Regions from separate parts of the Homo sapiens genome. Here regions 2 and 3 are each linked to region 1. The links are chromatin loops, found by intact Hi-C in ENCODE. Cell type or tissue: endothelial cell of umbilical vein. All regions are shown on one strand. Links, peaks and the distances in the headings refer to the core of each region. The heading gives the core; the rest is flanking DNA. Region 1 overlaps BLOC1S5-TXNDC5 (BLOC1S5-TXNDC5 readthrough (NMD candidate)). Region 2 overlaps EEF1E1 (eukaryotic translation elongation factor 1 epsilon 1). Region 3 overlaps TXNDC5 (thioredoxin domain containing 5).

Region 1 (11,224 bases), core at 2,596-7,595:
GAGTTAGAGCCACTAATAAGAACCTTATACAAAATCTGTATAATGTGGTATAATGGAGACCATAGATCTAGTTTTCATTCCCTGTTCCTGGGGCAGAACTTCAAAAGCCCTTGGAACTTCCTGAATGACAGGAATTATTATGCTAATGAGGTGATCCATGGTGGCCCCTAGGTAGCTTCAAGATGGGGGCTGGTCACCAGAAAGACCAACTGTGTGATTACAGTGTTGGAATTCTTAGCCAGTCCAACCTCCAGGGAGAGGAGGGGACAGGTAGAGACTGAGTTCAATCTTGTGGCCAGTGATTTAATCAATCATGTCTATATGATAAGGCCCCAGTAAAATCTCTGGACACCGAGGCTCAGTAGAGCTTCCTGGTTGGTGAACAACTCAGTGATATCCTGGGAGGGTGATGTGCTCAGATTCCATGGAGGAGGGCATGGACACTCTCCATCTGGGACCTTCCCAGACCTTACTCTATAAGTCTCTTCCATTTGGCTGATCTTGAGTTGTATCCTTTATAATGAGACTGTAATCATAAGTATAGTGGTCTCCTGAGCTCCCACTCTTACCATGTGAGATGCCTGCTCCCCCTTCACCTTCCACCATCACTGTAAGCTTCCTGAAGTTTCCCCAGAAGCTGAGCAGATGCCCGGTGCCACGCTTCCTGTACGGCCTGCACAACCATAAGCCAATACACTTCTTTTCTTTATAAAATTACCCAGGATCAGTTATTTCTTCATAGCAATGCAAGAATGGCCTAATGCAAAGAGCCTGTACACATTGCTTGTATATGCACATATGCATTACACAATAGTTGCCAGGATATATAGGGAATTTCAGAGGCCTACCTTCAAGTGGGAACATTATTGAATTTTATATTTTATTTCTTACCATTCTGAGTCATTAACTGTCAGTAATTAAGGAATTCTAAATGTTATAATGGATAATAATTTTGCTTACACCTTATTCAAGAAATGTAGAGTAGGATGATCACTCTTGTATGTGACATTAAGTATATGTATCACAGCCACTTAATCAAAACTAAAAAAAATCTAATCTTTAAACTTTAATATGTGAAATTACAGGCTCTGAGGAAATCTAGAAAAATTACATCTCTGTTTAATTCTTGAAACTCTTTATTCCTTTAATTTTAAGATGTCACTAATTTTAAGATGATGACAGACTTTGGGGGAGCTGGGGAGAAAAGGAACACCTGCTCATGAAATACAGATGCTCCTCGACTTACAATGGGGTTACATCCCAATAAACCCATAGTAAGTTGAAAATACCAGATGTTGAAAATGCATTTAATACACCTAACCTACCAAACATCATAGCTTGGCGTAGCCTACCTTAAGCATGTCCAAATACTTACCTTATCCTACAGTTGGGCAAAAATCTTCTGGCAATGCAATACACTGTTGAGTATTAGTTGTTTAGCCTTGTGATTGCATGGCTGATTGGTAGCTGTAGCTCACTGGTGCTGCCCAGCATCCAGAGAGATTACCGTACTGAATACTCTACAGAATATGGTATTGCTAGTCCAGGGAAAGAGCAAACTTCAAAATTTGAAGTACAGTTTCCACTGAATGCATATCACTTTCACACCACTGTAAAATTGAAAAATCATTAAATTGAACCATCATAAGTCAGGGATATTTATACAGTGAAGTATAAATATCCACTGTAAGATATTATTCCGCTTCAGCAAAGGGAGCATGTAAAAAAATTGAGTGCACCTTATATTTCAGAAAATACAGTAATATGGTAGGAATTCAGATTGTCTTTACTTCTTTTTAACTTTCAGATGATTTGCCTTAAATGTGTTGAATGTAATCACTTTTACCTTACACAATTTTCTTTTCCAAAAATATGATGGTCTGAAAGCAGAACTGTATTTATAATAAAATGTCCAGATTGGGGGTAAAGTGGCTGAGATAAGACAAGGGCCAATTTCATTCTACAATAAGCAGTCTGAAAAATTTTTAAAAATACTTAATTTTCTATATTAACTGAATTTTGGAAGGCAGTTTTTCACTAACCACATCTTAATACATTATAGACTAACAGAAACCAGCTTTTTCTCATATATACATGTAAAGTGCAGGCCTTCTATGGAGCAAGGAGACTTTATTCTCCCATTGGGCACCATTTTACTGTGTGGAGAAAATCACTGAGAAAAAGACACCGTCATCAAGCCTATACAGTATCAGCTTAATGGACATGAAAATACGGGGAAACAGGAATAATGTCAAAGGATGTAAATACTCAGAGTGATTCACATACAGAAGCGGGTGGCAAAGAACAGAAACACCGAGGCCTCTCAGGGCAGCAGCTCATGGAACGGCCCCTGATCCCGATGCAGCAAGGGATGGATGGTGGGTCGCTTTGCCAGCAGCCACCTGCAACCCTAGGGCTTCTAGACAATGGCATCACGTCCCATCTGTACCCTAGATGGCTGGCCCAAAGGACGCAGTATCCACAAAATTCATGATTATATTTTTATGGCTCTGTGAATGAAAATTCCCTCATAACAAGTAAGTCAATCTTCTCTCTTTCTGATCTTGAACTTTCTTTGGGTTATCTATGTGAATTTAGCAAACCACCCAGTGCAAGAAACGGCGCTATTGAGTTCAGATGGTGAATCACAGCCTTGCTTAGACCAAGAGACTAAGAACGCTACAAGCAAAGTGTGCGGTCCTTACCCAAGCCTAAGCAATCTAGCTAAGCTTCGCCTTAACTTGCTAGAAACATGCTGAAAATAGGTTGTATGATCGGGCTTTGATCGAAGTAAGACTTCCACTCTGATGAGGTCCCTCTCTTCAGGAGGTTTAAGTCACCAACATTTAAAAACAAACCTATCCACGTATTATGAAAAAAGGGTGTTGTAAAATCTGAAGTGAAGAACATTCTGCCTTTCAGTAGATGACCTAATTAATACAATACCATGATAGATGCCTGATAAATACTTCTGGAGATGATGCTGATTATTTTATAATGCTGTCCAAAAGTGAGTAGGTGTTAGGTCAAGGGAAAAAATATATAGCCGTCCCTTGGTGTCGGTGGGGGATTGGTTCCAGGACCTCCAGTGGATACCAAAATCTGTGGATGTTCAAATCCCTTAGAGAAAATGGCACCATATTTGCATAAAATCTATGCACATCCTCCTGATATCCATTAAAAATCTCTAGATTACTTTTAATACTTAATACAATCTAAATGCTACGCAAATAGTTGTTATGCTGCATTGATTCTTATATGTGTTATTATTTGTTGTTGTATTGTTATTTTTAATTGTTTTTTTCTGAAATTTTTTTTCTTCTCCAGACAGAGTCTTGCTCTGTCGCCCAGGCTGGAATGCAATGGCGCAATCTCAGCTTACTGCAACCTCCACCTCCCAGGTTCAAGAAATTCTCCTGCCTCAGCCTCCCAAGTAGCTGGGATTACAGGCACGCATCACCATGCCAGGCTAATTTTTGTATTTTTAGTAGAGACAAGGTTTCACCGTGTAGGCCAGGTTGGTCTTGAACTCCTGACCTCGTGATTCGCTCACCTCGGCCTCCCAAAGTGCTGGGATTACAGGCATGAGCCACTGCGCCTGGCCTTTTCTGAATATTTTTGATCCACAGTTGGTTGAATCTGCAGGTGGGAAGCCTAAGGGTAGGGAGGGCCGACAGTACTGTATTTATAAATGGTGTAATTAAGTTACTTAGTACTGACATGGGAGCTTTCATGTTGAATTGTAAGTCATTATGTAAATATTAACTATGTATCAAAATTCTTATAACAAAGCAGGCTATGGCATTTGCTTTGAGTCACTGTTGAAGAACAAGCTCTGTGACTTTGGAAAATGATGAAACAGAACTCATCTTCCTTACTCCCCACTGTCCTTGAGTTAATAATGGTTAATAACACTGACATTGCCATTCAGGACTTACATTGTACTTCAGCAGTTAAGTGATTTATAGTACAATACTGAGCTTGTAATGAAAACAATCACTATTTTAGTTATTATAAAAAATGTCTATGAGACCATGAAAGGCATTTTTATCACAAGTTTACAACAGAATCTTTCAAAGGTGATGGCTACCTGTGCATCTAATGACTTGGGCTAAAGAAGCCTGCAAAGCAGTGTAGCCATCTCTACATCTAAATGGTGCAGGGCAGGTGAGCCCCAAAGTGGGACTTAGCCCACGAGGGTTCTTGGCTTTGCCCAGGAAAGAATTCAAGGGCATGCTGGAGGTAGACAAAAACAGCTTAACTGAAGCAGCAGTGTTATACCTCCATGACTGCTCCTGCAGATCTGGGCAACCCCATAAGCAGAGAGGAGCAGCTCAGGGCAGCTTTGCAGTCGTATTTATACCCACTTTTAATTATATACAGACTAAGGGATGGTTTATGCAGAAATTTCTAGGAAAGGGTTAGTAACTTTTGGGTCATCGGATCATTGCCATGGAAAGGAGCGATAACGCCCGGGTGTTGACATGGCAATGGTAAACTGACATGGCACACTGGTGGGCACGCCTTATGGAAAGCTGCTTCCACCCTGGTCCTGTTGTAGCTAGTCCTTAATTTGGTCCAGTGTCTGAGCCCCGTCTCCAGAGTTGAGTCCCACCTCCTACCTCATAAAGGCAAGGTTAGTGAGTGGAACAGTTAACACTAGTTTCAGAGGCTCTTTAGGCAGCTCAGAACAAGCAGGTCCAGTCCTAGGCTATTCTCAGTTGCCTCTCTAGGTTATCAACGCCATCCTTTGAGAGTCAAGGATGTGTCAACCATCGAGAGAATGACTTATGTGACAATCAAACCCTCATCCTGTCAGATAATCATGCATTTTTTTTTTCCAAGGGCAATGGAAAGTGAGCAAACTCTTCAAGATGAGTTGATTGCATTAGTCTTTTTAAAAAAGTTAAGTACTCTTAAGACGACGGCAAGGAGTGGGGGGAAAAGTTAAGTACTCTTTACGTGACCCAGGAGTAAACGAGATCCTTTTGGCAAACCTCAGAATGTTGGATGGTGTTGACGGCATGGACTGGGCAACCGGGAAACCATGTGCTAACTGGCTGCTTCATCCCTTTTTCCTTTTCTGCGTCTGCCAGGTGGGGCCCTGAGTTCGGAGCACGTCTGGCTCTCTGCGGCATCCTGCCTGTTATCTCTGTCTGGCAAACAACCACTCCGTGCTCCCAGAACTTCGGAGCCTTCCAGGGCACTGGGGATGAGTCATTCTCAGCTCACTGTGCCAAAGGTCTTTTTGGCCGAGGGACTGAGGAAGACCATTGTTGTGGCTGGCTGTTATCTCTCGAGCCGACTCCACTTGGCAGAGGCACAAGTCCATCTCTCTGGTGTGGAACAAGGCGCTGGGCTCTAGATGAGTCAACACGCTAATAAACAAGAGGCATGGAGGAAATAGCAGCCAGTCTTGAAAACAAAAAAAAAGAAACATTTTGAAGTGTACTGGATGCCGAGATGTTTGTCCTCCATGGTGCAATCCTGCTTTATCTCACTCCACAGCCTTCCTATCAAAGAAATGGGGAAGTTAATAGTTTATCAAATGTGAATCGGCTGTAGTGTTTATGCATAACTTACATAGCACGGAAAGTATTTTTTGGTGCTGGGGGTACTGTTTTCTTTCATTGCAAATTTATATCTTTGTCATTCATCTCCCTTTTTGTCAGACTACATATTTTAGGAAGTCTTCTGTCTACCAAGAGGTTTATTGTCTCCTGAACTTATCCCCATGCCATCAGGGAAACCACCCCGACGGTGGCTCGGCAGTTCCCGGAGTGAGATAAAAAACAGCAAGCTTTCCCCTAATGTAGACAGAGAAGCAGGATGGAAACCCTGCTCTGGGGAAGGTCCTGTCTCTGAAGCAGAAGACCAGGGCAGAGGGAGAGCATGCTGTACCACACATGTGTTCCCTGCAAGCACAGCGTGGTGCTGTCAAGTAAACACTGGCCACAGCAACCAAGCAGCAGCAAAGCCCTGCCTCTCAGCACCTGCGTGGGTCACTGTGATGGCTCACACCAGGTGCACCAACACCTCACTCTGGTGATTTAGCAGGAACCCACAGATTCCACATGAGGCGGGAGCTCAACTGTTGAAAACACAGTGTGTCGCCATTAGGATTCTTGGGGAAATGCAGGTGGAGGAAGCCAACTCTAGTCCCAGGGCAACTTTTGCTTCCAGAGATCCCAAATGCACAAGAGTGTTCCCTAAGCTTGCTCTGGATGGAACGCAAGGGACACAGGACTTCCTAGGGTGACTCACAGACACCTTGTAATAATCCTGTGTTGACAGTCATAAGAAGGTGACCGTACCTCTGTTTCCTCCAGAAAATCCTGGTTTTGTCCTACTGTATGTATTAGTGACACCCACTTTCATGCTCAAAAGGTGTTTTCATGTGGATGACAAATGCTCCTCTTGTCAGTCCACTCCCTCATGGAACTAACGATCAGCTTCACTGATGCCACAGCTGCACTATTAGGGCCACTTTCCACCTGCACTTTGTTTCAGCAAATGCCTGTTAAGCACCCGTGGGGCATCCCTTTGCCTCCCACTGTGCTTGGCAAACAGGACAACATGAATAGATGGTCCTCACCACAAGCCTTAGTCTAGTCAGAGAGACAGACACCTCAATAGATGACTACACAGCCCTGTGTTAAATGTGACAGCAGAGGCACGCACAAAATAGGACCGCAGTGTCTCCCCTCAACGTCAGTTTACCATCCGCTCACTTGGAGAGTTATCTAGGGGATGTCCCAGCTTGCAAGTGGGGACAGCAGTGCTGGCATCAGCAGTGTGAGCAGACAGAAACTCAGAAAGCCATGGAGTAGGCGTGTTTCTTGCTGTGCTTTGGGAAGCGTCATCAGCATCTGGAGAGCAGAGTGTAAACGGGGACACAGAAGTGCTCACTTTTTCCCCTAAAGATATGCACAATTTTGTAATTTAAATATTTACTTCTGTTAGTGCTTAGCTACTACAGAATGCAAAATAAATCCACTCTAAAGAAGCTAAGATCCAGGTGTCTTAGTCAATTTAAGCTGCTATGACAGGAAACTATGATTTGGGTGGCTTATAGAATACAGAAATTTATTGCTTACAGTTCTGGAGGCTGGGAAGTCCAAGATCAAGGCCCTGGCAGATTTGGTATCTGGTGAGGGCTGCTTTGTGGTTTACAGATGGCACCTTCTCACTGTGTCCTCATGTGGTGGAAGGGGGAAGGCAGCTCTCTTTTATAAGGGCATTAATCCCATTCATGAGGTCTCCACCCTTGTAATCTAATTATCTTCCAAAGGCCCTACCTCCTCATACTGTCACCTTGGGGCTTAGGGTTTTTCTTTCCTTTTCTTTTTTTTTTTTTTTTTTGAGATAGAGTCTCATTCTGTTGGCCAGGCTGGAGTGCAGTGGTGCGAACTCAGGTCACTGCAACCTCTGCCTCCTGTGTTTAAGCGATTCTCCTGTCTCAGCCTCCCAAGTAGCTAGGTCTACAGCCATGCGCCACCATGCCTGGCTAATTTTTGTATTTTCAGTAGAGACAGGGTTTCACCATGTTGGGCAGGCTAGTCTCGAACTCCTGACCTCAGGTGATCCACCCATGTTGGCCTCCCAAAGTGCTGGGATTACAGGTGTGAGCCACCTCTCCTGGCCAGGGGCTTAGGATTTCAACTTGTGAATGCAACATGTGACCAAGAGACTAATGACAAAACTGCTACAATCAAAGCATGCAGTCCTTACCCAAGCCTAAAGAATCTAGCTAAACCTTACCCTAGCCAGCCAAAAACTCGCTGAAAGTATGTGTATGACAGTCAGTGAACATGACTTTGATCGAGGTAAGACTCACACTCTGATGAGGTCCCTCTCTTCAGGGGATTTAAATTACCAACATGTCAAAACAAACCTATCCACATATTGCAGAAAAAGGGATGCAAATATTCAGACCATAGCACTAGGCATGGAGTTTAGGATTAGAAAGGAAAACTTCTGCTGATTCTATTTTTACCCATGTCCACTGGAGGCAGACCCTCCTCTCAGCAGTCTTTAGCACTGATGCAAAATTTGTAAAGTATTGAGTTTTCTCATTATCTTTTGAGTGGCTGCGTGGACATGCCTGCATTTTTAAGCTTTGTTCATTTCATGCACTTTCTACGTAGAACATCTGATATGGTTTGGCTCCATGTCCCCACTCAAATCTCATGTTGAAATGTAATCCCCAATGCTGGAGGTAGGGCCTGGCAGGAGGTGATTGGATCATGGGGGTGGTTTCTCATGGTTTAACACCACAGGGCCCTTAGTGCTTTTGTTGCAATAGTGAGTGCTCATGAGATCTGGTTGTTTAAAAGTGTGTGGCACCTCCCCCTTCTCTCTCTTGCTCCTGTTCTGGCCATGTAAGACATGCCTGCTCCCGCTTTGCCTTCTGCCATAATCGTAAGTTTCCTGAGGCTTCCCCAGAAGCTGAGTGGATGCCAGCATCATGCTCTGTGCAACTGTGGGCCAATTAAGCCTCTTTTCTTGATCAATTACCCAGTCTCAGGTATTTCTTTACAGCAATGCGAGAACAGACTAATACAACATCCCTCTCCCTCTTTTTCACTTGTTGAAAGGTGCCAATCCAAAGAACAAACAGAGAGGGAGACTCTCTAAAAGACAATTACGTTTATTTGGGAATAGGGCGTTGTAATGGGAATATGCACGCCATAGTCAAGTGTGTGCGAATTCAGGGAGATTAATTTAAAAGGCTTTTAAAGGAAAATGAGGATTACATAATTGTTTTGAGATAATTATCCATGGCTACAAGGATTAATAGCAAGGATAGTGCCAGTCTGAGGCTAGACAGGCAGTTGCTAGGCAGACGTCTTCACAGAAGTGTTTTTGTGTGTGTTAGGGTTGCAAGGGCCTTTGTACAAGGTTGTGGTTTTTGCAAAGTCTTTTGTGGTAGTTCTTGTTATCAGGCATTCATGCATGAGTGCCCTGCATTCATGGCCTTCCTCAGCTCTATTTGTCAGGGCTTTTAACACAAATGACTCCATTTTGATCCTGACAACTTTCACAATGGCAAATCATGAGACCAATTCACAGGTCGACTCCTTAAAAAAAACCAATCCCTGATCCCACGAGGCAGGACTGGTCCTAATCTTATTCTGTATATTAATCCTTGATAGCACTTGTAATCTGTTAGTGAATTGTCTATAAGTCATTGTCCACAGTTAGACTCTGAATTCTTGGAAGCCAAGCACTGTTTCTGATTCATTTTTCTAATTCTAGCATTTAACATAGAGTTCAGTAAATATTAAACACGAGTTTGGATAAACATAATCATAGTTTTAAAAAGTGCACAGCGCAATGAATTATCCAGAGAGAATATACCTGTGTAACTATCACCCACGTCAAGAGTTAGAAAACTAGCAGCACCCCAGAAGCGCCACCTTGACCCATCTTCCAATCCCTGCATGCTTCCATCTCTTCAAGGTAGCTGCTATTTTGTCTTCTACCACTACCAGGTATTAGTTTTACTATTTTAAGCATTATATAAAGGAAACCATATAGTATATTTAATTTTACATTCAACTTCTTTCACTCAATATTATGTTATATATTATCTATCTATATATATATATTTATATTATTGTAGGCAGCTGAGTTAGTTCATTTTGGGAGGCTGTATAGTATTCCATTGGATGAATACACCACAATTTATCTACTTGACTCCTGTTGGATATTTATTTCCAATTTGAGGCTTTTATATATTATGCTCTTATAAAGTCTTATATGTGTTTTATAATATACATGGACACAATTTCTGTTAGAAATGAATTTTCCAGGTCTTTGGGCACAGCTCTGTTCAGCTTTAGTAGATAATGCAAAACATTTTTTTCAAAATGTTATGCCAGTTTATACTCCCAACTGTACTATGTATGTTCCCATTGCTGTGGATTTTGACCAACACTTGATATTATCAGTCTTTTAAATTATAGACACTCTGGCATGTGTGGTATGTGTGTATGTCTGTGTAATAGTATTACATTGTGGTTTTAATCTGTTTTCCCCATGATTAGTGAGCTTGAGAACTTTTTAACATTTTTATTGGCCATTTGGATACTCTCTTTTATGAGTTTCCTGTTCAAATCTGTGTTGCTCATAATTTCTATTAGGCTTTCTGGCCTTTTATTTGATTTTCAAATGGTAATCCAATCTTGGATTCATAAAATAATCCAGACTTATTTGTGATGTATTATTCTTTTCTTGATGCATTACTACATTGTTTTTTAATATTTTGTTCAGTTTTTGCATCTATGTTCATAATGGCATTGTCTATAATTTTTCTTTCTAGTAATACAATTGTCATAATCTGATGCTAACTTATTCTGGTCCCATAATAATACAACCCCAAATTGGGATGTATTTTTTCTTTTAATCTCTGGAATAATTTGTGTAAGATTACTATGGTAGGCAGTCTCTAAGATCATATCCCAAAAATTCTATTATCCTGGTATTCATGCCCTTGTGTAATAACCCCCCTTTAGTGTGGGCCAGATTTAGTGACTCATTTCTAAGAATATAATCTATCAGGGATGAAGGGATGTCACCTTCAAGATTAGGGTACAAAAAGACTGTAGCTTCAGTCTTCAGTGCTCACCATCCCTTGCTCAGTCTGAGGAAGCCATCTGTCATGTTGTGAACAGCCTTATGGAGAGACCCACATGGTAAGAAACTGAGTAAGGTCTCTGGCCAACAGCAAAGGAAGAAGTAACACCTTCAGTCAACAGCCTGTGAAAAACTGAAGCCTGTCAACAACCACATAAGTGAGCTTGGAAGTACACACTTTACCAATCAAACTTTCAGATAAGACTGCAGCCCCAGCCAAGAGCTTCCCTGTGGAAAAACCTTGGATCAGAGTCATCTGGGTAGGCCACACCTGGATTCCTGACCCATAGAAACTGTGAGATAATAAATGTTGTTTAAAGTTACTAAGTTTTGGGATACTGTGTTTTGCAGCAATAATCAATATAATTACCATTATTTTTCTTTTAAATGTTTGAAAGAATTCACTGGTAAAATCATTTAATCTTGGAGTCTTCTTTATGGACAGACCTTTAATTACATATTTAGTTTAATAATTATAGTACTATTTAGATTTTCCATTTCTTTCACTTAGTTTTGTTAAGTTTTATTTTTCTAGGAATTTGTCCATTTCTCTACATTTTCACATTTACCGGCATAGAGTTGTGTC
Region 2 (5,000 bases), core at 1-5,000, 110 kb after region 1:
AACTGAGCATCAGTCTATATTTCAAAAATATTTTGAAAAATATTTTGTAAAAGAGCATTTTGTTCTTTTTCTAAATCTTTACCATATATAAACCTCAGCAAGGACTTCAAAAGAAAATGTACGATTTATTAAAAGCTCAACCAGTAATAAAAAGAGCTGCAAATCTAACAAGAAATGGGAGCTTTCTTACCAAAAATGAATAAATGAATGAATAAAATTCAAAATCAACTTCGACAAATCTCTTTGCTGATAGTTAAAGCAAACAGATGTAACAATAAGTTTTACTCCAACTTGATTTCATGTCAGCTGCTGAAATATATGATGATTCAAATCTGACCTCTTTCTTACCATTTTAGTCCTTTCATCGCTCTTTCATTTCAGATAATTCTCCACTCAGCCATTTGGTAAAGCATTTCCAAACAATAGAGTACTAATGCTTGTTTATGTTCAAGTTGTTCACCCAGATTTTAAACTAGGTAAAAAGGGCAATGTTATGTGTGATATTTGTATTTCAGAACAGCATTTGGTGTCACTGAGGACTAGTATAAGTTGCTTACAGGCCTATTATTTAAAGAAATACTAACATACAGAACACAGCAAAATAAATATTCTCCAACTTAAACATTTTACATTTGGAGTCTCTAGAGTCAGGATTATCAACAGACTCACAGTAAAAAATAGTTTTTATTCCAAGAGCTCCTAAAGCTTCTAAAAATTCCTAATTTATTCCAATGATTTATTTATTATTATTATTTTTTGAGACAGAGTCTTACTCTGTTGCCCAGACTGGAGGGCAGTGGCGCGATCTGGGCTCACTGCAACCTCCACTTCCTGGGTTCAAGCGATTCTCCTGCCTCAGCCTCCTGAGTAGCTGGGACTACAGTCACATACCACCACACCTGGCTAATTTTTTGTACTTTTAGTAGAGACGTGGTTTTGCCATGTTGGCCAGGCTGGTCTCGAACTCCTGGCCTCAAGTGATCCACCAGCCTCGGTCTCCCAAAGTGCCTGGATTACAGGCATGAGCCACTGCACCCAACCCCCTATTCTAATAATTTTTAACTAGATGATCCATTTGACAATATTTTTAGATGATCTATTTTAAGAATGTACATTTATTCATTTTTCCCTCAGGAAACTTTTGCCAGAAACTCACAGAGTTTTTCAAAAAGGATGAGGTTACGGTTACCACTTTCACCTCTTTTTACAGTTTAAACTTTGGAACTTGTCCCTTTGAGTCTGAGATAATTATGAATGACCTTGACTTGTTAACTCTGCTACTTTTTTGGAAGACATTCCCTATATAAACTTACTGTAAACAAAGAAATGAACAGATTTCTCCCCTCACCAAATTTACAGATTTTAAAAACATTTCTGATGGGATCTCCCAGACTATTTCACTTACAACACTGGTTTTCCACCATCCCTTTCTAGCTCAAGTTCTTTTTCCTTTCTTACAACAGGAAACAATGCAATTGTTCTAGTTGCCATTTCCTGCTTCATGTTGATCTGCATGCCAGTGTGTCTATAGTGGTGCTTGGCTCTTTCTGCCTAATAATTCCTTTTAATTTATATTGGCACTCTATCATGACTTTGAACTTTAAAGCCAAGCAGATAATATTCTGAATCACTAATTTTCCATGAAGTCATGTGAGAAACACTTTAAGTGAACCGTTCCGGATCAGGGTGACACGCTGCTTTGCTACCTTTCCAACTGGCACCACGTTGCCGCCTTTGGGACATTCTTTAGGGCCAGTGCTCCTGGACTATTTTGCAGTTAATTCTTTTATTTTTCCTTTCCTTATAAAAGAACCACATGCCTCCAATGGTGCTCCAAACTTCAGAACAAAAGTATTTCAGTTGATAGCAATCTTACAGTCAAGCAGCACATAATATTACAAAGGATTTTAATAATCTTGAGTAACAGTCTGTTCACAGGGATGACTATCTCCTAGTGAAATCACTTTAAGAAAGCAGTGAGTCACTGGTGTTATAATAAACAGCCACACTAACAGGCAGTATAACAAAGGAAAGGCAACATAATATTCCTCAAACGGAGTTAAGATAGACCAGATCTTAGAATAACTCAGCCATGACTAAAATTGGGCTCACAATGAAACAAAATACAGTGGAATTATCTGATGACTCGAAGGTTCCTTGACTGCTGTTTTGTACACTGTGCTGATTACATATTCCGTATTGAATAACGTGAACAAACAAATTAAGGAATGCACGAGGACAAAAATAAATAATATTGCCAAAGCAAACAAAGCACGAAGACCTGGTAAATATCAGCAGGTGGCCAATCTGCACCTCACACCCACCCTACCTTAACACCTAGAAATCATTTATTCCACATCTGTATGTATTTGTACCCAACTTAACTGGAATGTCATTTAACACCACAGTGCAATTCTGCCATTGTGTAGGTTTTAGTCTGTGAGGCCTGTTCCTTGAGAAGGTGTTTATTTCTCTGATTACTTTGCCTGCACTTGGACTAGAGTGGGAGAGATACTTTGACTCATGATAGGAACCCAAAAGGATGGTCAACAGTGATTTACATATTAATCTATTCAATTTCACTTTGAAAAAGATAAGGATATCTTTAATCATAACATCCTGGTCACTATATATGAAGATGACATACATTCCAAAATACAAAATGTAAACACATACAGAATGCTAAATATTATTAATGTAACCCTAACTTTAACATGCTGTACTGAATGAAACACTTCTAACCTGCCTAAAAACCAAGTACCCTCCAGTGCACTTAGACTCGTAATTAAATAACTTTGCAGCTAGTGCTATGAATATTTTGCACTATAGGATTATGACCTTATTCATTCTGCTGGCAAAGGAATTCCAAACAAGTTCCCTCCTTTTCCGAGTATTTCTTTTCCCTACTGCAAAACCTGCATAAGCTAGAGGAAAAGAAAATTTAATTAAACACTTGGTTTATGAGTTACACTTCAGTATCATCTTTTTTATTTTTAATTAGATGTAGAAATACTCTCCTTCTTAATGACAGCCCGATGCTACAGCAAGCAAGATCTTGTGGGTCTGAACAGACGTTCACTAGCCTGCTGGCTGTCATCACAAAGGACGACTGATGATATTTTTCCTAATATAAAGCTTAAAAAGTTAAATGTCAAACCATATGTCACATTTAAATATATATTTCGTAAAAAGCCAACAAGTTTGTTATTGTGGTTTTCAGATAGAAATTGTTCTTGGAGCCCTGTTGGGTAGCCATGCTCACAGCAGCACAGTCTCACTAAAATGAAGTACAGACTCCCTCAAGTTCAAAGACTGTGTTTAGGCTGCCACCAGGAGAGAGATGCTTAGATACCTTAGCAGCAAATCCTCTTTACCTTGCAGGCTTTTTTTGTTTTGAAATGAGGTAAGTTGTGCCTCATGATCATTTTAAATTCGAAAAGCTACTAAAACATATTGAACCTAGCATGGAATAAAAGAAGGTGGTAATCAATGTACTTCAGCTCCAATAAACTTTCTCCACATTTAAATAACATTACTTATATTACACTTTCACTACAGAGATAAAAAATCTGAAATAGGAACTATAAATAGGTACCAGTTGTTAAATATTGCTTTTATTTATTTTTTTAAGACAGGTCTCACTCTGTTGCCCAGGCTGGAATGCAGTGGTGCAATCATGACTCACTGTGGCCTTGACCTCCCTGGGCTCAGAAGATCCTCCTACCTCATTCCCCCAAGTAGCTGGGACTACAGTCACAGAGCTACCACGCCTGGTTAATGGTTTTTTTTTTTTTTAAATAGAGACGGGTTTTGCCCTGTTGCCTAGGCTGGTCTTGAACTCCTGGGCTCAAGCTATCTACCTGCCTCAGCTTCCCAAAGTGCTGGGATTACAGGCATGAGCCATCATGCCCAGCCTTAATATTGCTAATCTCAATAAGCATTTAGCTGCACAAGGCACTGTTTTAAAAGCCAAGAGGGGATGAACAGAAATAAGACAAATCCTCTTTGGTCTCTTATTTTGTGTAAATTGAATCATATTCTTTGTAAGTATGGGGAATATTCATTCTACTTCACTCCTGTTGTCCCAATGTAATTATTAATAGGCCTCCTTTCACAGCCAAGTGTTTTGGATGAGAAATCATGTGGTCGCCCTATTTACAAAGAATATTTGTAATCAAACTTATCATAAGCTTTCCAAAACAATGAAAATTCCCTTAGACAGCCAAGGCCATCCAAATCTTCAGATATTTTTCTGACAATTTTCTGATTCTGTATTCTACTTATCTGCCTCATGCATTAATAACATAATATTCTGACCAGAGATTAGCACTGGATTCCATTTTCTCTACTTCATTAATTGCTTTCATGTAAAACAGTCTAATTTCTTCAATAAGATTAATATGCCCCTGAAAATAGTTTTATACTTCTGTTGTCTCCCTCTCAAGTATGGCATAGTGGGCATACACAGTGGGCTCTCAATAAATCATTTAAAACTCATAATAGTTTTACATTAAATTAAGGATCATTCTAAGCCATTACAATAATGTTACAGAATTTAACATAATCACTGAGGGATCTTTGAGGAACAATTCAGAATAAAGTCAAGTAAATTCAAACTGAGGGATTATAGCTTGAGTAGGGAACTAATAACTGTATCCTGCATTATTACGGTACGTTTGCGGGGTGAGGGGAAACTAAAAGGAATCCACTTCTATGACTGTCATGAAGCCCAGGAGTTCTGGAGGGAACTGCATTCCATTCTGAATTTTCTGGTTACAATCCCTGTCTTCTCTCTTCAACCTCAACTGAAAACCCATACTCAAGAGGCCTCAATCTGTGCCCTCTTATTCTTGGCAAATGGCAAAACCAACTATGTAGGAGGCTTTTTCAGAGGAGAAAACGACTTTGTTTTTCCAAAAGACAAACCCTCCACTTTGCTTTATGAGGCAGATAGCAGCCCCAAACCATGGATAGGTTGGGGCCTGCGCAGACCTCAATTA
Region 3 (11,224 bases), core at 2,373-7,372, 81 kb before region 1:
GTACAATCAACCTGAGAATAAAAGCAGATCAACTTCCCAGTCAGTTTCTTCATGAACCTTCTTGCTAATGGGGCTACTGGACACTTTGTACGTTACAAATATTCTTTTCAAAATCCACATTCTGTAGCAACTCTGCCAGCAAGGTGCAGTTTTTGAAGAGAATGTTCCTGAAAGCTATGCTAAAACATACCTGAGCTAAAAGGAGTAAAGGAAAGACTTTAGAGGCAAGATTTATTGTATTAATAGCTCAGTTAAACATGCCGGTTTTTAGGAAGCAACATTTTAACTCGAGCAAGTAAAGTCAGCACCTGGTAGCTTGAGTCAGGGCCCTGGCTTGACATTTGGTGGTGGTGGGAGGGGGGTTAGCCTGGCTGTCGGTGACTGGGACCCAGACCAGTTCACATGCCAGCTTAGAATTTACTCTCATGCTGAAGCTTAGAGGGTTTTAAAATCAACAGGGAGCAAGAAGTGAATTTTAAACAGGAGTAGTTGGTATATAATAAAGGTAAGACTGCAAAGATGTCAAGATTATAATCCGTCCTTAATTTTATAAACTTAATTTACCAACAAGCACAGCTCTTCAAGCTTTTTCTTTCATTTAAATCTCATAAAGCTGCTGCTTGCCCAACATTTTCATGAAACATCTTGTTCTAAGTCATTGCTTTCTTTTTTATTTTCTACCAGCACTAAAATAGGCAGGACTAAGTTGTTATTCACTATGTCAGCAAACGGGGGTAAAAATACTATTTCAACACCTAAGACCCGTCAGAGAGCAGCTAAGGTGCGGAACTGAAGTACAAGAGGCCTCAGCCCAAGGTCGGGAGAGGACAAGCATTTTTAAGGGTCCAGTGTAACCCAGCCACATGTGCCAGGGATGAAGGGCTTCAGCGTGGTCACCTGGGCTTGTGTCTGCTCACGCCTAGGTCTGCTAGGATCCTCTATGGATATAAACCTAAAAGAATCTCCCATAAAATTTCATACAATAATTAAGTAAGGATACAAGGAATGGGGTAAGACAGTAGACAAGATTATTTTATAATTACTTCCCCGAAATGTTCAATAAATATAAACTGATAATAACATGTATAATTAGTATATATTATCGTAAGCGTTTAAGAGGCAACAGTGAAATATCCATTTAACTGACAACAAAAGTGATTACAATTTACCAAGCATCTGCCCCATGCTAAGCATCACACTAAGCAGTGTACTTTCATCTGCCCAGACACCACACAGTAGATCTTAGCTCAGTTTTGCAAAGGGGGAGACCGAGGCGTGGAGAGGTTTTTCCCAAGGTCAGCCAGCCAGGTCTACCCAACCCCCAAGTTTATGCTTTTGACCATCTCACCATCCCAAGTAGATCATCCTGTTAACCATCATTCAGTCCTAGACACGCAGCATTACTTTTGGATACAAATCAGCCCCATGGCAAGGTAGAAAAATGAGATTTTTAAGAAAGGAAATCTATGCATGGTGTCTGGTGGGTGCTGGAAAGTGTAGAAGAATAAAAGTGATGTCCCTGGAGCTACACTGGATATTTCCAGAAAATCCAGTTACACAGAAGTTGTCAGACACCACTCTTGGCTTCTCTGTATAAAGTAGGAAATGCTGGAAAGAATCCCAGGCACAGTGCAAACTGAGGGAGGGTCTTCTGCGTGCTTGGGGGAGCACAGAGCCAGGGTCCTTTTAGAGAGAGCTCTTGGGTGAGGTCGAACGTGGACGGTCTCCAAGTTCGTCCAGTGAACATTCTACAAGGCTCTACCCCATCTCTTTGCAGAACGGGCTCTGGGGCTGCCAATTCAGATTTGGCCATCTCTTCAAAATAAACAAAGCAGCCGAGGCCATAATTTATCTCTAGGCTGTGGAAAAGCCAGCAAAACTCAAAATCAGACTGCCATCTGTGAAGGTGAAATGAATTATCAAGTGGCACACTAAATGGAATTAATAAATCAAGTTTGCGACTTTGCACACGGAATGAATAATGGGCCACTCTGCTAATTAATCCAGCCCAAAGCAGTCCATTTCCAGTTTAATAAGGGCTTTCACTCACCTTGCCAATCTTGACAGTTTCGGAATGTTCAAGGCCCAGAGCCAGCTGCTCCCAGGTTGGAGCCAGGGCTTTGCAGTGACCACACCACGGAGCGAAGAACTTGATAAAGTGGTCGCCTGGAGTGGAGAGCCAAGGCAGAGACGGGGGAAAGAGGAACTGTAATTTATGTCAGACCTCACTAGAGAGTTAATTGAAGAATCAGATCTTTGTCCTGCTTAGCAAATCTTAGTTCGGCATGAGCACTTTAATTGGTACAAAGGGACTCCATCAAATGTGTTTCTGTTCATGACTTCATAACAATACTCAAAACCAAATTTGTCATCTTTGATGGACAATCAGCAATCAACTCATTATTTGGAAAACTGTAATAAAAGGAAAGAATCAGGCATTTCTCCCACCTCTCCTATATGCACTGTACCGCTGAATAACCAGGTGATAAATGAGGGTGAGTTTCTCTTGGTTAAAAAATGAAGGGACGCTTGAATGAGCCTCGGCACTTGGCAGCCCTAAGGAATGGACGGACCCAGGCTCTGCCTGTCATGGTCGACCACATCCCAAAGAGAGACAACTGGACGTTCTGTGCCCCCACCAGCTATGAGGTCTTCTTGTGCCCCCAAAAAACATCACACTGAAACTGATTTTGTCCCCAGACCCAACTACCAATTTCCAGGAAACAGAGAAATCAGGGAAACATGTAGACCACACTACGGGGACACAATTAGCAAAGTCTGGACCACGGGGAGCTCTACAGGTCAAACCACCTATGTCTTCAGCAAGAAAGATAAAGAGATGTCTGGAGAACATGCAGGTTAAAAGAGCCTTAAAAGATATATAAACACATACACATATAGAACTATAGTGCTCAGGAATGTGCACTTCAGTGCACATAAAGGAGTTGATATGGTTTGGCTGTGTCCCCACCCAAATCTCATCTTGAATTCCCACATGTCGTGGGAGGGACCAGGTAGGAGGTAACTGAGTCACGGGGACAGGTCTTTCCCATGCTGGTCTCGTGATAGTGAATAAGTCTCATGAGATCTGATGGTTTTAAAAACGGGAGTTTCCCTACACAAGCTCTTTTTGCCTGCTGATATCCATATAAGATGTGACTTGCTCCTCCTTGCCTTCCACCATGATTGTGAGGCTTCGCCAGCCACGTGGAACTGTGAGTTCTCCATTAAACCTCTTTCCTTTGTAAATTGCCCAGTCTCGGGTGTGTATTCATCAGCAGTGAAAACGGACTAATACAAGTGGTTTCCACAAATGTCAGGCAAGTGCCTTCTTGGAGAAGGGAGGGCGGGCTGTGCCCTGCATGGGACACGGGAAGCTGGCAGTTTTATTTCTTGAACTGGACAGTAGTTACAGTGTGACCACGCTATAAAAATTCATTAAGCCCTACATTTGTTTTCTCGATCTGTATTATATTTTATCATAAAAAAAAGTTTAAAAAATGAAACATCACCCCCTTGGCTACGGGGAAAAAAACAAACAAACCCTCACAGCATCATTATTTGGACACAGAAGGTGTTTAGCTGTTCTACCCTGACATTGGGCTGATACCAAACTGAAAGCAGGCTGTGGCCGGGGAGAGAACTAACCAGTGGCATGTGGCCTGGCGTCTGAGCAGGACTCTGCCACACTAAGGCTCACAGCTACTGTCTCATCAGCACAGCAACAATGCACTTGAAGAAAATGGTGAAAAACTTCCTTTAAAAGTTAACAACTTCCATTAAAAAATGTGCAAAGCTGAAACCATGTGCAGGTGCACAGTAGATCCTGCACTGTAAGGTGGAGACAGGCTCTCTGGGAACCTAATCAGAGTACTGATGGGAAGCCAGCAAGGGCAGGAAGCCACCATGGTACCTACACGACACAGCTGTGTGGCAGTGACCCACTTAGGGAGGCGCTGGCTAGGCCTGCCGGAGTCGGTCTGTCCTGCCGGAGTCGGTCCGTAACAGGTGATTTGGGAAACACACCCTGCTCAGAGCCCAAGACAATCCCAGCTGAAAATGCATTCCCGTAGCGGAAAGCATGCTAGAGTTCTGCCGTCAGGGCGCTGGTATGGATGAAATAACTTTTAGCAAAAGTGGGAAAAGGCTGAAGGCCTCACGATAAGTTACTGTGGACAGTAAGTGTGGTGGGGGAGGGGCTCTGACTCCCAGCAGGCACAAGTCACAAGGCCAGAGGCAATCCAAGCCATTTCTCACGTTTCCAACCCAGTCTTCTAAGGGGATTTCTCTCCATGGTAGCATTTGGTAATGGGAGCCGGCCAGGAAGCCAAAATTGCTTTCAAGTCATTCGGTGTTGGGCCAAGTTTTCTGAAACACATCTATGTGTGAATAAAGGGAGACTTATGTATTCACACTGGAAATTTTATGGGGATCATTCTGATATTAGGAGACCATTTGCAAAAAATGGGATGTGGTATAGAAAGATCTTTTAAGTGTAAAGAGTAACTAATTTGATTCATGTTATAACGGTGTCATTAAATTCTGGGTTTTGTTTGGTTGTTTTCTGAGACAGGATCTCACTCTGTCACCCAGGCTGGAGTACAGTGGCATGATCACAGCTCACTGCAGCCTTGACCTTCCAGGCTCAAGTGATCTTCCCACCTCAGCTTCAGGAGTGCGCTTACCATACCCAGCCTTTTTTTTTTTTTTAATCTTCTGTAGAGACAAGGTCTTGCTTAGGCTGATCTCGAACTCCTGGGCTCAAGTAGTCATCCCACCTTGTTCTCCCCAAGTGCTGGGATGATAGGCATGAGCCACTGTGCCCAATCTAAATTCTGTTTAGACAGAGAGAAGCTTTTGTTTCTGCCTGAGGTCATTAAGCATATGATTATCATTAATACACAGGCATACTTCCGAGATACTGTGGGTTTGGTTCCAGACCACTGCAATAAAGATAATATCACAATAAAACAAGTCACACAAATTTTTTGGTTCCCTAGTGAATATCAAAGTTATGTTTACACTATAGTCTATGAAATGTGCTACAGCATTACTTCTTTAAAAACAATGTACCTTAATTAAAAAATATTTTATTGCTAAAAAGATGCTGACAGAGGGATACAAAGTAAGCACAAGCTGCTGGAAAAACCGCTAGACCTGCCAGATGCTGGGCTGCCAAAATCCTCAATCCGTAAAAAAATGCAGTATCTCCAAAGTGCAATAAAGTAAAGAGCAATCAAGCGAGGTGAGTCTGTCAATAAACACTCTTAGCCAAGGATGCACTGTCCAGCTAGTGTGCGGGTCACGTGTGCTTAGCATTAGACTCGGCGTTTCTATAAGGGCACAGACAAAAGGAGAACTCATGTTTTAGAGGAGGTGCACTGAACAACGGTCCCAACAGCTCCTCTAGAGTGACCCTTTGTCAGTGCCACTGATGCTGCTATCTAAGAGCCCTTGAGTAGCAGGAAGGAAAAGCCCAGCACGCCAAGGAATAATAGTGATTCTCTGAAGCTGGCATCAGGACGTCCCCCTTACCTTGTGCAACGTGCAGCTCAAAGTTGCTTGCTGAGAGCTCATACAGCCCTTGCTTGAGCTCGGGGGCACTGGGCGGTTCCACTTCCGGCTCTGGTGTCTAACAGGAGGAAATAAAACAGTCATGGGTGTGTCAGTGGAGACACAGGGAAACCATCCAGGAGGTGACTGTGTCTGTGGGGAACCGCCTGCAGATGCCTCCCTCACCCAACAACCTGGAACCCTTGTACGATGCTGCTGTGCTGAGTGAGGCCAGGTCAGGAACTGATCTCGTCAAGCCCTCTGGAAGCTTCAGCAAAAAGCCCCCTCGTCAGCCTCACCCTCAGTGAAAGCTCTAGGTCTGAGTCTCCAGGGCAGCCAAGTGATAGCTGTCCCTACCCCAAAACCCAACCAAACAAAGCAGACAATGCAAAGGACAGTCTTACCCTATACCCTGTCCTCTTCTTTGAAACGTACTTGGATACTTCACAAAGAATACAAAATACAACGCCCAATGGACGTATTCTGAAGGGGTCAGCACTTGCAGACACCAGAGTGCCCAGCGCAGTGGCTCGTGCCTGTAACCCTAGCATTTTGGGAGGCTGAGGCAAGAGGACTGCTTGAGCCCAGCAGTTCAAGACCAGCCTAGGTGACAGCCTAGCATTTTGGGAGGCTGAGGCAAGAGGACTGCTTGAGCCCAGCAGTTCAAGACCAGCCTAGGCAACAGAGTGAGACCCCATCGCTACAAAAAAAAAATTTTATTTACCTGAGCATGGTGACGTGCGCCTGTGGTCCCAGCTACTTGGGAGGCTGAGGTGGGAGGATCACTTGATCCCAGGGGGTGGAGGCTGCAGTGAGCTGAGAACATGCCACTGCACTCCTGCCTGGGCAACAGAGTGAGACTCTTCCTCAAAAAACACACAAACAGACACGAGGGTAGCAAAATGGACAAAGCTGAGAATGAGAAACTCAGGGACCAGGAAGGCCTGGTTATCCTTACTTTACACAAATGACAGGGAAAACTGTGAGGAAGACACAACTGTGGAAGACTGATCAGAGAGAAAAGGAGGTGATGAGAAGGAAAATGCAGGTGAATGAAAGGCAACAGAGAGAAAACCATGGCATGAACATAAGCTGCACCTTCAAGAAAGAATGTAATTCATATGACTAAGTCTCATACAGAAAGAGGGGGAAAGGGGCTTTTCAAAAGATGCTTCTGCCAGGACCCAAGCAGACAGCAATGTGTGCAGCTGTCTAGTCACAATCCTACATTTCTCAACTTTTCAGACCAGGTACAGCTGTGGCTTCCAACCAAAGTAACCAGAAATGAGGGAAAGATAATGGAATCAGTGTTCTGCTGCAGACACATTAAGTGTATATTACTCAGCTTTTATCTGGGGGTTCATATTCCTATTAAAAAGAATATCCAAGCTAAGTTGTTAAAGGCTTTAAAGGTGCTGACAGTTCAAAGCTGTGCAGGGCTGGAATCATAAAGAACCACAAAGTTTCCCTTCTGCTGCCAGCGCGTCAAGACTTTCAAAGTGCTAAATACCCACACAAAACAATGCCCAAGGGAAGAATGGCTAAGTGAACAGTCAATGGGTGCACATAAGGTGAAATAAAATACCGTGTGCCACTCTCCATGAGATGTTCAAGGGCCTTTCAGTATGAAGTGTTCATTTATGGCACATGCGGGGCCTCTAGTTGCTTCCTGGGTTCCTGGCAGACTCCAGAGCAGTCCCCCGGCATGGGAACACCACAGTGCATCCCAGAAACAGGTCACGTCTTGCCCTACAGTGGCAGCATAAGCTGATATGGTGCTTAAGAAACCTGGCTATATTCATCAAGAGCCATAAAAATGATCTTTTTTTTTATTCTTGGCCTTATAATTTTATGTCTGGGAATACTATATTCTAAAAATATCACTCAAAAGAAGGGGGGGTGGAAAGTCCTTTACAAAGATAAACTTGTTCCCTACATCATTACTGATGATGGAAAAGGTATAAATAACCTAAATATCCACTGACAGAATTAGAGTTGAATTATGGCAAATCCACATGATAAAATAATATAAGACATGATCAACATAAAGACCACATAAATATATAAAATCATTAATGAGATGAAACATGTTTGTATAACTGTTCAAGAAAAAATACAGAAGCAAACATGGAAATACAAAAATTGCAGTAGAATGTACAAAGTGACAAATTGTCTTTTGAGTTTCTTGAATATTGCCACAACACTTAAAAAAATCTAAATTTATCCCACGTGAATATTAAAAAATGTATGTACTAAGTTACTTAGGTATACAGATAAAGAACTTTTTTTAAAGTTTTCACTTAAAAAGCTAAGAGAATTCTGGTTTGCAGTATAAAGTGTATATACTTAAACTTTTCCACAATAAGGCGCATTGTCATTGTTTCTGGCAATTATCTGGGGCCTGCTATTGCTGGAGACACTAAAATATGGCAAGTTGGTGACTGTGGTTCTGGGGTGGCATGGGGGGATTACACGCGGCCATCCTGCTCCCACACTGAGGAGACAGAAAGTCCCTTGCAGAGCCTGGACGCAGCCTCTCAGCCCTTTCCAACCTGCAGGTGAGGCCGCCACCTCCACTAAGGGAAATGGGCCATGAGATGAGGTCTTTCTGCCGTCCTGATACTGGCTGCTGGTTTCTTGAATAAAGCCATCATAGAAGACTGGCTTTTTTGGTGAAATTTATTTGAGGCTATTAACTCCTCCTTAAAATTGGTTTGCTACCATCCAATATATGTGTCCCCACAAAGAGAATATTTTCACAAAGGAAACAATGTCCAATTGAAAACTATGAAAGTCACACCTGCTCATTCAGCTTTCTTGCCAGGACAAAGATGCAAATTTCCTGAGAGGTCTGTGGTTCTTTTAGCTAAAGTTAGGTAAGTCTCTGGTTCAACGACATAACATCACACACCAACAGTCTCCACCATACAGTTCAGAGAGTTTTTTTTTTTTTTCCACGATAGTTTTTGCTCTGTTGCATAGGCTGGAGTGCAGTGGCATGATCTCGCCTCACTGCAACCTCTGCCTCCTGGGTTCAAGTGATTCTCCTGCCTCAGCCTCCCAAGTAGCTGGGATTACAGGCACCTACCACCTGGCTAATTTTTGTATTTTTAGCAGAGACGACGTTTCACCATGTTGGCCAGGCTGGTCTTGAACTCTTGACCTTGGGTGATCCACCCGCCTCAGCCTCCCAAAGTGCTAGGATTACAGGCATGAGCCACCACACCCAGCCGAGTTGAGAGAGTCTTTGCAGGTGAGGGATGGAAGCACTGAATCAGCAGCCAAGTTTCTGATTAGGTCATCAGAGAAGATGGGGCAGAGCGGAAGAGCCGCACAGACACACTGGAAACTGGCAACAGTAAGCGGCAAAGCTCCAAAAGGACCACCACAGACCACCTTCAAATCAGTGGGCGCTTAGCTGATACAAGAAGGTAGTCTTAGGTATTTGTTGAAATTGAAATTACAAAGACTTCAGATGCTCTTCCTAGCTCATCAGGATCCTACAGTGTAGGAACACGAGTGTTTTTCCAGTCCCTCTCCAACACAGCAGCATGACCCACCAGGTCTACCCGGCATCCAGGGACCTGAGCACTCGGCATTAATCAGAAGGCACCACCCACAAAGGAACACTTAACCAGTGGTTTATGATCATGATGATTTATAAAAAAGTGAAGACTTCCAACATCAACTGGGGAGGGGGAGGATTATAAATCCTTTTTAGTACATAATATTCTAAGAGTCTACAATCTCCTGATATTAGCCTTAGTAAGGGAAGTGCATTAAGACACAGAGTATTAATGGTACAAAATGATGTTATAAGCAAAGCCCATTAGAGACTCGGGGACTGAGCACCGAGAAGAAAAGGAAGGATCCACCCTACGGGTACAGCTGTCGGGCTAGGCCCGAGCCAGAGGGCTGCAGGTGGTGGAGGGCAAAGGTCGGGGGGATGGGAGGAGGCTCCAGTGCTGGCTTGGATAGGAGATTCTAGGCTGGGCCCAGCCCTGACCCCAGGTGGTCCAGAGTCAGTCTCTGATGCTGGGGTACAGTTGTGAACTGTATTACCTGTGACAGTGGCAGGGTGGCAGTGTTAACAAAGAGTAAGTGCTTATCTGTGAGGCCACACAAGTGACTTCCCTGAAGACTGACTACAGCCAAACAAGGCGCAGGGTGGTGGGGAAGACAAACACCAAAATGGTGGTAACTGCTGAAACTCAGGGTTTAGCCTTCTCTTGACTTTTGTGCACATTTAGGTATTTCCACACCAAAAAGTTTCTGTAAAAGTTCATCTTTACCTGTAATACCAATAAGCTCCAAAAAAAGTAGAGTTGCTTTAAAATGGCAGCCTTAATCATTAACCTCAACTGGCCTCTGCCCCGTTACATATTACCCCAAAGATGTAGGCAGGGAGAGAGGGAGGGAGGGAGGGAGGGAGGGAAGGAGGTAGACACTCACCACTGGCTCCTCGTTCAGTGTCTGCAGCATCCAGTTTTCCAGTGTCTGGAAGTCCCGAGGACCCTGGTACTTCACAGCTTCTTGGCCTGGCTTGAAAAGCTTTAAGCTGAAAGAATAACAAAGGATTAGACAGAGCAAAAAGAAAGTTGTCTTATCAGAGAGCAAACTCATTTAGTGAAACAATCAGAAAATGAGCTGTCAAGGGGCTGCAGCCAGGCATGTATCTGCTCCTCTCTGATAAAAAGGAAACAAACATAACGTTCCAGGAGATAATACATTCAGTTAATCCTAAACTTTCAGAAGTTTCTGGTTTTATTCAAGGAAAACTAAAATGAGGTGAAAACTTCCAGCCCGCTGCTGTGACTGAGGCCTCAAAAGCTACAGTACTCAGTGCTCCTCTGCAGCAGCCTCGGGCCTTCCCTGCAAGCTACTGTTATGCTTTCCCGGCTTCAGCAGTTGTTGTCTGTGTTCAAATTAGGACTGGAGCAGACACGGTGTTGTTTTGCAATTAAGGTATTCTTCCAGGCCACCTGGCAGGTATTCAACTCTTACAAGGCCTGAATATCCAGTTACTGTGAGAATTCAAGTTTCCAGCTATAAGAACATCCTTGACATTGACTGATGCTGTCCATTCACCTTCCCATAGAGAAGGAATCTTTTCTTTTTCCTACAAATGTTGGCCTCTGAAGGAATCTGCAGAGAGGATACGGGAGTAGGTCCTTTAACCATAAGCAAAAGACATCACCAGAGGATGAAATTAACACTCAGTTCCTGTATCCCTCCAGCAGTCACGGGAAAACGTGCTCTAATACTCTAGATAAAAATTCATAGAAGGTGTCAAGGATAGGCAAAAATGTGACTACCAATAGAAGAAAAAAGAAATACAGAGTACCATTTGTTAGCAAGCCTGCTCATCTAAACACCCCTGCCACTTCTACAGCGCGTATGTGGATTTTGTGAGTAAATGCCCAATGTACGGTATCAGAATTGTAAGACGGCAACATATGTAAAATCTGACATGAAGGTTTGAATAGTGTCTTAGTTCAACGGCTGTAACAGAAGACCACAGATTGGGTGTCTTAGAAACAACAGAATCTATTTCGCCTAGCTCTAGAGACTGGGAAGTCTGAGATCAAGGTGCCAGCAGAGTCAGTGTCTGGTGAGGGCTTTCTGGTTCACAGATGGTGTCTTCTTGCTGTGCCCTCACATGGCAAAAGGG

Evidence for each region. Hi-C counts contacts between places; a loop is a spot of excess contacts. Peaks named below come from ENCODE experiments on the same cell type or tissue, not always from the same donor. Only the 100,000 strongest peaks of a DNase experiment are listed, where the experiment ranks them.
Region 2: a loop joins it to region 1, with 9 times the contacts of the local background. A loop is called at or near these places in 2 of 110 quality-filtered maps.
Region 3: a loop joins it to region 1, with 4 times the contacts of the local background. A loop is called at or near these places in 6 of 110 quality-filtered maps.

The regions. Positions count from the first base shown.
Region 1 is chr6:7,970,009-7,981,232 of GRCh38, forward strand. The region is part of intron 4 of BLOC1S5-TXNDC5 (BLOC1S5-TXNDC5 readthrough (NMD candidate)); the gene reads right to left. Among named protein-coding and RNA genes, the nearest start is that of TXNDC5, 65 kb to the left of the region's middle. RefSeq lists a silencer at 5,909-6,038. In endothelial cell of umbilical vein, for the core only: no CTCF peak of the experiment used is centred there; a DNase peak (open chromatin) is centred at 5,283; H3K27ac peaks cover 3,680 bases.
Region 2 is chr6:8,081,538-8,086,537 of GRCh38, forward strand. All of the region lies in intron 3 of EEF1E1 (eukaryotic translation elongation factor 1 epsilon 1), which reads right to left. All of the region lies in intron 3 of EEF1E1-BLOC1S5 (EEF1E1-BLOC1S5 readthrough (NMD candidate)), which reads right to left. It also overlaps SCARNA27. Among named protein-coding and RNA genes, the nearest start is that of EEF1E1, 19 kb to the right of the region's middle. In endothelial cell of umbilical vein, for the core only: no CTCF peak of the experiment used is centred there; DNase peaks (open chromatin) are centred at 1,604, 2,054 and 3,714; H3K27ac peaks cover 4,961 bases.
Region 3 is chr6:7,889,571-7,900,794 of GRCh38, forward strand. It overlaps TXNDC5 (thioredoxin domain containing 5), which reads right to left. Exons shown (of 10, transcript NM_030810.5): 3 at 10,006-10,111; 4 at 5,536-5,632; 5 at 2,051-2,166; 6 at 1-11. It overlaps BLOC1S5-TXNDC5 (BLOC1S5-TXNDC5 readthrough (NMD candidate)), which reads right to left. Exons shown (of 13, transcript NR_037616.1): 6 at 10,006-10,111; 7 at 5,536-5,632; 8 at 2,051-2,166; 9 at 1-11. Among named protein-coding and RNA genes, the nearest start is that of TXNDC5, 16 kb to the right of the region's middle. In endothelial cell of umbilical vein, for the core only: no CTCF peak of the experiment used is centred there; DNase peaks (open chromatin) are centred at 4,331 and 5,491; H3K27ac peaks cover 3,705 bases.